Linked DNA regions of Homo sapiens: region 1 is linked to region 2. A link is a contact called in ENCODE Hi-C or POLR2A ChIA-PET data. All regions are on one chromosome and are shown on one strand. The core of a region is the stretch at or near the end of the contact, and the rest is flanking DNA. Distances in the headings are between cores, read along the strand shown.

Region 1 (4,563 bases), core at 347-2,846, 76 kb before region 2:
TTTGGCATGTTACAGCTCCGTTAACAGTTTATCGTTAAGAGACTGATTCTTTAGAAAATGTTGCACCCTGAAAGGTTAGCTCAACTTGTGTACGGTTCTAGTGTTGATAATTAAAGTGAAATGTTTGCCAGAGAAGAGGAGTATTGTGTTGATAGCAATTATGCAGTTATTCTAAATGGGAGCTGATAGAGAAGAGGCAGCAGTTTCGCACTTCTTATGCTGTTTGGTATATCAGGGTAAAAAAACCTGTTCCTGAGTTTCTTTTCTACTCCCATTCCATATATTTCATTGGTGCCAGGTTTTTATTTTTTTAGTATATAACAGTAAAGTCTTTTAGAAATTAGTGGTATTGACAAAATAAACCTTTTAGGACATTCTTCAAGACTGTCAACCCACATTATTAGTACTGATGGTAAATAACCAGTCTTTACCCTGAGTGCATGGATTAATTGTTACATGGTGTAGGGGACAGGGTTTTTTTGTTTGTTGTAACATTCCCATATGGCTCACACTAGAGTGCCTTTCTATTTGTTTGTTTGACACTAACTTATCTTAGGACAATTCAGAGCCAGTATGGTCAGTCCTAAAGGGGAGGCTGAGAGGCTCTTTAGTGTGGTCTGATACATTTCTCCATCTTCCCTAGAGAAGAAGTGTTTGAATATTTGACAGAAGTTAGTCGATTATTATGTCACAATATTTGAGTTATTGGTTGTTTACATAATGTGTGTAAATAATTTTTTCATCTGTTTGCTTTGCATTTGCTTTATATTAAATATTAGGAAAGTGTTTTGGTTTAGTGATCATTTCTTTTTTTTTTTTTTTTTTTTTTTGAGACGGAGTCTCGCTCTGTCACCCAGGCTGGAGTGCAGTGGCGTGATCTCCGCTCACTGCAAGCTCCGCCTCCCGGGTTCACGCCATTCTCCAGCCTCAGCCTCCCGAGTCGCTGGGACTACAGGTGCCTGCCACCACACCTGGCTAATTTTTTGTGTTTTTGGTAGAGACGGGGTTTCACCATGTTAGCCAGGATGGTCTCGATCTCCTGACTTTGTGATCTGCCCGCCTCAGCCTCCCAAAGTGCTGGGATTATAGGCGTGAGCCACCGCACCCGGTTAGGTTTAGTGATCATTTCACTCTATCATTTGGCAAGATATTTAGATTGCAATTTAGCAAAAATTAATTTATCTTATTGGAATTATTTACTTAAGTGACTTAAAATTTCAACTTTTGTTTTTCAAGCATAAGTTCATCAAATTTGCCAAATTAAAATTTATCAGCAGCAATAATGGAAAAAATCTATTGGTTATGTTCAATAATATTATGTTAAATAATGTAACTTCAGTCATTTTTCAGTTTTATAAATTTGCTTCACAGAGAAAGAAATGGAAATTTCCAATAAGCTTTACGTTTGTGTAGGGAAGCAAATTATCCCTAAAGCTTCCTTCTTCATCCCTCTAGATTAGAGACATGATTGTTTTTGAAACTGAGGAAGTTTCTGGTGTGTTTAAGAATGTTGTGCTCTTTTATACACATAGATGGCAGCAAAGAATTAGACAAAGGAAGTGAACCTTGCAGTTGTAGTGAAAGATGAGTGACAGTACAAACTGACTCCATCAGCATAGCTGCCTGTGTCTCATACTTAAACATAAAATAAGAAAGAAAGCTACTATTGATAACACAAGAATATAGGAGAACGAAGAAGGCTCTGAGAAGCTGTAATACACTGAATTTCTGGACAAATCCCAGGTGGGGAAGCTTAATCTTTTAAGGTATGTCATCCACTCCTGTAAGATGATTGAAATCAGCTAAGATAATATGCATGTCAAAATAAAGAGACAGTGAAGGGCTGAGGGGCAGTAGGGCCAGAGGGAAGTAAAAGAGAAACCACGCACAAGTTGCAGCGGCAAGCAATAGCCTGCTGCCTGCGGGCACTGTGGAGTTTGGCCTGCATGTCTCCTCTTTAGTTAAGCAAGTTACAAAGAGGAAATGTCAGTCCACGAATCAGGCAAACATTCCCTGGGAACGTTTGCTCAAATGTCAGCATTTTAGAAAATAGAACTGTAGTCTATTATGGTTCAGTCCCCATACTGGGTTTGCTGTTAAGTGCACAAGCACAAATATATTGCTTAAGAATGCATTTGCTATTAACAAGTCATTTTATGTCTTAATTAACATTCCTAAATAATGACATAATCACTATAAAAGATGACAGTCATCATTATAATTAATATTTAATATGTGTGTGCTTCCGAGGACCTTTCTGTGGCTTCTCACAAATTTCCAAGGTAATTTTCAAGTTTTAGAATTGCATTTGGTGAGATCACAGTCATGAGGATCTAATGAAGTAGAATCATATTTAGTAGAAACTGAGATTCGGAAGTGAGTTGTAGAAAAGCAATTTGTAACATGTCCTTAACAATCCCATCACCTCAGTATCTTACTAATTATAAACGAAATAAGGGCTTCTTAATGCCACTAGAGTAATGCTAACATTGTTTAGGAAAACATTTCTCCTACCCTCTATTTTTTTTCTGGTCTACTCTCAGGAATTTTAGTACCACAGACTAATCTCTGGGTCACAAAATTTATTCTAAAGGTGTGTATAACAACGTGCTTAAAAGCAGTATCTGGCAAGTCTCTCTTGTGACAGCAACGTTATTTCTGACATAATTATTTTCTTAGTAAATTTGATATCTTAACAACCCCTTCCCTCATTTCTGAGTTCAAAAAATAACACTTAATATAATTTATTTCTCATACTTAATAAAAGCTTACTTGAGAGCATATTGCCATTCATCCTCTAGCTGCTTCCCCCAAATGAGGTTAGAAGGGAATGCGGTTTGCGAGGGTATAAGGTGGTTTCCAGCATCGTACGCTGTGTACTGTAATGGGCCTCAATGTTGTTTTAATGAAGCATTAAACATATTCTGGCTGTTGCTTGTTACTTATTAATGATTAATTGGTTATACTCTGTCATATCAGTAGAAAAAGAAGATATGTATGTAGTTTTTCTGTTTTAAGCAGTCTACTGTGTTAACTTCAGTTTGTATGCACAGATATTATCTGTGTTACCCTAATATTTTTAGTAGTGTAGGCGGTTTGAAAACAAGGACAAAGAAAATTCTGATGTCTAAACACATAATCTTGCAATTTTGTGAATTTTTAATTTAATTAAATGGAATTTTATAAGTTGAACTTTCATTATCATATATTTCTTAAAACCAGGGTGTAAGATAATTGAATTAGTCACAATTACATAAACATTTCTTTATAGGTCATTTTTGAGATAGCAAATGGGTTTTAGATTAAAAGGTTGTTTAAAAACAGCTTTTAATCAGAATATAATATGTTTTGCAGGTGACTGCGTACTTTTTCTTTTACACTTTTAGCCCCTCTTTGGCAGGCATTAGATTTAGACTGTGACTTTCTTAATGCAATAACATCGTGCAGATTATTTATGTGACCTTTTCACTGCCACGGTTTTCATTAAACGGACAGTATTGCAACACCATTTCCTTCAATTGCTTGGTTTCAAAAGAATCGTGTCTCAAGCAGGCAAATCTAAGTGATTTGTGTTGCTTACTAACTGAAGAATATTGTTTTAAAACTTTTTTTAAAAACCAGCATATTAATTTTCTTCATATTAGCACTAGAACATTTATTTTCCTTGACAATATTTTATAAATATTTTGCATGAATAATTAAATGTTGGATAATTAATAACATTTTTTTCAATTTGCTTATAATTTTTAAATGGGCTTTTAAAAATGATACACTTTATAGTTTTTGATGCCCTTTTTAAAGTCTAAAAACAGATTTTGTATGAATTATAGGGGACTTCAATGTTTTATTGGCATTTTATAACCAATTTTAATTTATGATGGCTTTACATTTGTTTACGTGACTACATCTTACAAAATCTTAGATATTTGAAAAATTTCCAGTGTAGTATAATAATAGCTTAAGTAATACTTGCCTTGTTTGTCTTTCTTACTTACTTTAACTTTCACATGGTTAATTAAGTAGCATTCCTGTTGATTAATAAACTAGAGCGCACACTGTTGTTTGAGGTTAAAATACCAAAGTTTTGTGCTTATGATACTTAGATTTTCCTTTATGTCCAAATTGTCCTTTCTTTTATCTGATGTAAAATATTTAAACATATATAGATACTTTGAAAATTATTTAAATTGATAGATGATTGCATGTAATCACGAAGTATGTTTTCTCATGTGGCCATTGTTTTTCAATGAAGTGTTAATGGTTAGTGGAAAAATTTGTGTAATATAAATGCCCTAAAGTTCAATTTTGGCGCTAAATTTAATTGCCTTTTTTCCCCCACAGTTTGTGTCTTTATTTTAGATAAACACATAAGTTCATAAATGTATTGCTCATATTTCGTCTTTCTTGAGGAATGGTTTCAGATAGATTTGATATACTTTCTCTCATTTCGTGGGAGATTCTTTTCTCTTTCTCTCAGTTTCTAACTGGGGATTCCACTTATCAGGTTGAACCATCTTACATGATGATGATTCTTGGTGGTGCAACTTTGTTGGCACAGGATCC
Region 2 (4,055 bases), core at 712-3,211:
TCACCCTCAGAAAGTAATAGTTCCAAAGGAACTGTTATAGAGTGAGTCTTATAAATTCTTCTGTGTGCACATGTCATTCATCCCCAGAGGTCATTTAGAGCCCTGAGACTTACTGTGGCCAAATGTGTTGTACAAACTGCTGCAAATCCTTGGGAAATTTAAATAAGAAAGGGTTTTATATGCATTTTATGTAGGGAGCAAGGTCCATGTAAAATAGAAGTTGGGACAACATTGGAAGTTGTGTGCTCCCTCTTAACCTCGTCCTACAAATTCGCAGATGCTGGAGAAAGAACAGCAAAATTTCCTCCAGGTGCTTTACAACCACCAGATTCAGATTTGCCTCCCTTATCTTTTTCTTGGCTCTCCAGCATCACAAATTTGACACAGGTGTTCCCATGCACCACCCCCACACATACTTTAAGAAGATGTGGGCATATATTATCTTTGTCCACTTTTAATTTCGAAATGATCTTGCAAAGACCAAACCCACAGACTCTTGTGGAGGAGATGGACAGTAACCAGCAGTGATGGATCTGTCTGGTTGTGCAGAGCATGCTGTGGGAACCACATGGGCTGTGTGTTGATCTCTGTGTGGGCACCCGCTTCCCTCCTCCTCCAACCTGCCCCCTTCTCTGGACTGTCTTCATATCACTGGGAGAAAGGCAGTTCACGAGTTGGATGTAATGCATGCTATCTGTTTTTATTGTAGAGGTTTGACTAGGACCGAGTAAAATCCTTAGGAGGCCCCCAGCACAGAAGATAGTATTACATGCTGCTCCTGTACACCCCAATATATAATTCAAAATGACACAAAATTTAAATTTATATTTAAATTAAAGTACCTTCTTCAAAATATTTCTTTGGAATATTTTGATGTCAAAATTTTAAATAAATTTGTTAAAGATAAGCTTTTCTTTTGGGGTGACACATGGAATCCAAGCATACACTTAGTAAGACTTATGTGATCCAGCATGGGGTTGGCCCCAGATCCCTCCAGAACACAATTCAAGATTATTTCATAATAGAAGTGATGCCTGACACAAGTCTTGTAAAATGAGCAAAGTGTTTCCAGCCTTTTTAAGTTTGCCACTTATACTGGGAGGAGAGGTTGGGCTGGACTGCAGGTGCAGTTGGCAAAACTGTCCTGTCAATGCAGACATAATTCTGGGAAATTACCAATACCCTGGACAATTTGCAGTAAATTTTTGCCAGGTAGATAATTTATCTGCTTTTAATATCTCTTAGTTGAGGTGTTAAGAAATAGCAGAATGCCCCAAGGATTACTGATAGGTGGTGAGAAGGAATTTGAGGGGAGTCAGAGACAGGGCAGGTTGACAAACCGGACAGTCACCTGCTGAGTAATTAAATAAAGGTTATGATTTATTTTAATGTAGTTGCAAAATATCTGGTTAGGGTGTGTGTGTAAATATATGTGTGTGAGAGACAGACACACACAGACACAGGCAGAGATGGAAGAAGCCAAAAGGTGATGTCCACAATTAAATTTAGATTAATATTTGCTGGGATTTTGATTGGATTTACTTTCTGTCTTGAAAGAGATTAAACTTTAACAAAATGCTTTCCAGTTCTTAAACATATATAATTATCTATTTTTTAAAAAAGGTATGGTAAAGGTCTTAATTTCTGCCATCTCATTCCCTCTGGTTAAAAAAAAAAGAAAGAAAGAAAAAAAATCACCCAGCAGAGCCATCTATCTTGTATAATCATCCTCATAAACCCCTAAAGTATGCTTTGCTCCCAAAACATTATTGGCATGGATCCTGGCATACAATCATCACACCAGTAATTACAGCTGTTAACTGGAATATAGTCGTTAGTATTTACTAGCCTCTATTATGAACACATAAATCATTTCATAAAACGGTGAGTGGACACATTACTTGTCGTTTTGTTTATGTTAGACATTCTCTGCAGGTATTCTACATGAAAGTTAAAGCATTCTGAGGCTCTTTTTGTAGACTGTGCTTATCATTAATAGAAAGCAGCATGTGTGCATCCTGCAAGCCCATTTCCTTATTTAAAGTGGGCATCCTTCCTCTGCTGAGATGTGCTTCCTCTTTCGTTACAAGACTGAAGATCAAGCCTTTGTAAACCCTTAAAGGTACATCCCTTCCAAATGACCTTTTGTCCTGAGCGACGAAGATGTATTGTTTAGTCCACTCAGAATTACATGGGGTGTCCTAAGAATTTTTGTTTTGGTTAATTAAATTTGGAAATGTGTCATTTTTTCCTATTATAAAGCATAAATGAAAGTCCAGTCAAATTGATTTTAGAGTTCTGGTAGATGAGATAATTGCAGAAGCTAAATGATTTAGGGTTTAAAAATGTGTTTAGCTTTTCTTCACTTAGAGAAACTTAAAACATATTTAACTTAAGTGAACTTGTCTGTGCTTCTTTTAATCTTATAAGGTGAGTTTATATCAATGTCATATGCTAAGCAGTCTTATGAATTAAACTAAATGGAATGAGGCGCTGTTTGTGTGAACAAAAGTATTCATTTTACACATAAAGATGTTTGTTCAAAGAAGCTAAAATGGAGATCTAAATCAGAATTCATTGAAATATGTAAGATATTGTTTTACAAGCTAGATTTTTTTAAGGCGGGCCCTTTAATAGTAGCTTTCGCCAAGAGTTCTGTTTTTCTTTAAAGTTTTGAAGCTTTTTTTAAACCTTTGTTCAAAGAACTATAGACACTAGAATTTTTTTAAGAGTCCAAAAGTGTAGAAGAACAGGACTCTGCAGTGGCAATGAGTTTATATATTGTATCATGATAGAAAGCCAATTTGATTAATATGACAAAACCTCCATTTTCTTCTACTGTACATGTTCAAATTTTGCAGATCATTTTGTGAAGTTTTTACTTTCCGTTAAAAATATATTTTTAATAAAAACTTTTCATAAACTTTATGAAATGTAAATTTATGGCTTCTTGCTGTGTCTGTATTATTACATGCTATTTACCCTGTTTTCTAATAACTGTCTTGTACTCTGCTATTTCCTTACATTTGTTTCTGGAAGAATCTTCCTTGCCTTTAGCTGCCATGTTCATAGAGCAGTAAGTTCTGCTGTTGTTTCTCACTCCTGCCAAATATGCTTATCATTATGTTGATGATTTCTCTTCCTATTCCAAACCCTAACACTTTTCTCCTGGACTTGCAAGAATTTCTCCCTCCATCTCTGCATATTTTATATATTCAAATAAAAATCTTTCAAATTCCCTGCTTTAAAATAAAATCACCTTAGCCCCTTTCTGAGCATGCTAAACTCAAAGGAAAAGAAAATATTAATTAAGCCCTGGGTTGCAGAGCTTTCTACCTGTGAATCTCTCTATATCTGGCTGCCTTTTTTCTCCCATTACCTTCACTTGTTCTGCCCATGCAGCCAGTCTCACACAGAGAATGTCCTTGCCCAAAATGTGTTCGCTCCTTCCTCTGGCTGTGTCCACCTGTTCCACGTTTTTCTCCAAGGACTTCATTCTCCCTCGCTTCATAAGATCAGAATGCTACAACTTCCAGAGTACCAGCCAGGGTCCTCTTCTTCATGGAGCCATTTAGACACAATGATCTTGTTTCAAACTATATTCTCTGGTTCCTGTTCTTAGTTTACCATTATGCTTTTGATTATGTACATGCTAAAATGTATTCCATAATTTCTGGGGGATTTTTTGGTATATTTTCTTTGATATTATTATTTCTTATATGATCTGTGTTCCTTGGAAAATGTATTTACCTCATTTCCTATTTCTTGGTAACATCTCAGAATTAGTACAAAGGTCTTCATGTGGGCAATATTCAATAAACTAATGAAGCTGTAATAGTCAAGTTACAAAGTATATAATTTCGGCTTGATTAATATGCACTGACATCCCACTTCTCTATTGCTCTGGCAGCTGGCTGCCTCATCCACAGACACTGGGTTCTATGAAGTTCACTTTGCTCTGTATCCATCAGCATTATCCAAACCAGGCACTGGGAGGAATTCCCAGGAAGTTTTGAGAGTGGCTGTGAGCACTTTAGGAAATGTTCATGCTAAAA

What was found. Hi-C counts contacts between places; a loop is a spot of excess contacts on that map. ChIA-PET counts read pairs that join two places held with the same protein, here RNA polymerase II (POLR2A). Pooled maps may share reads with other maps.
Region 1: a loop to region 2 is called in a pooled map, with 2.5 times the contacts of the local background. The contact joins two enhancer-like sites. A Hi-C loop is called at or near these places in 6 of 50 pooled maps. POLR2A ChIA-PET finds 5 or more read pairs at or near these places in 2 of 52 experiments (H1 and MCF 10A).

Annotation. Positions count from the first base shown.
Region 1 is chr6:2,101,449-2,106,011 of GRCh38, reverse strand. The region is part of intron 4 of GMDS (GDP-mannose 4,6-dehydratase); the gene reads left to right. Among named protein-coding and RNA genes, the nearest start is that of GMDS, 140 kb to the left of the region's middle. Within about 2 kb of position 1,596, at least 4 of the 41 ENCODE cell types and tissues checked have a DNase peak (open chromatin) inside an H3K27ac peak, as active enhancers do.
Region 2 is chr6:2,026,622-2,030,676 of GRCh38, reverse strand. All of the region lies in intron 4 of GMDS (GDP-mannose 4,6-dehydratase), which reads left to right. Among named protein-coding and RNA genes, the nearest start is that of GMDS, 220 kb to the left of the region's middle. Within about 2 kb of position 1,961, at least 2 of the 41 ENCODE cell types and tissues checked have a DNase peak (open chromatin) inside an H3K27ac peak, as active enhancers do.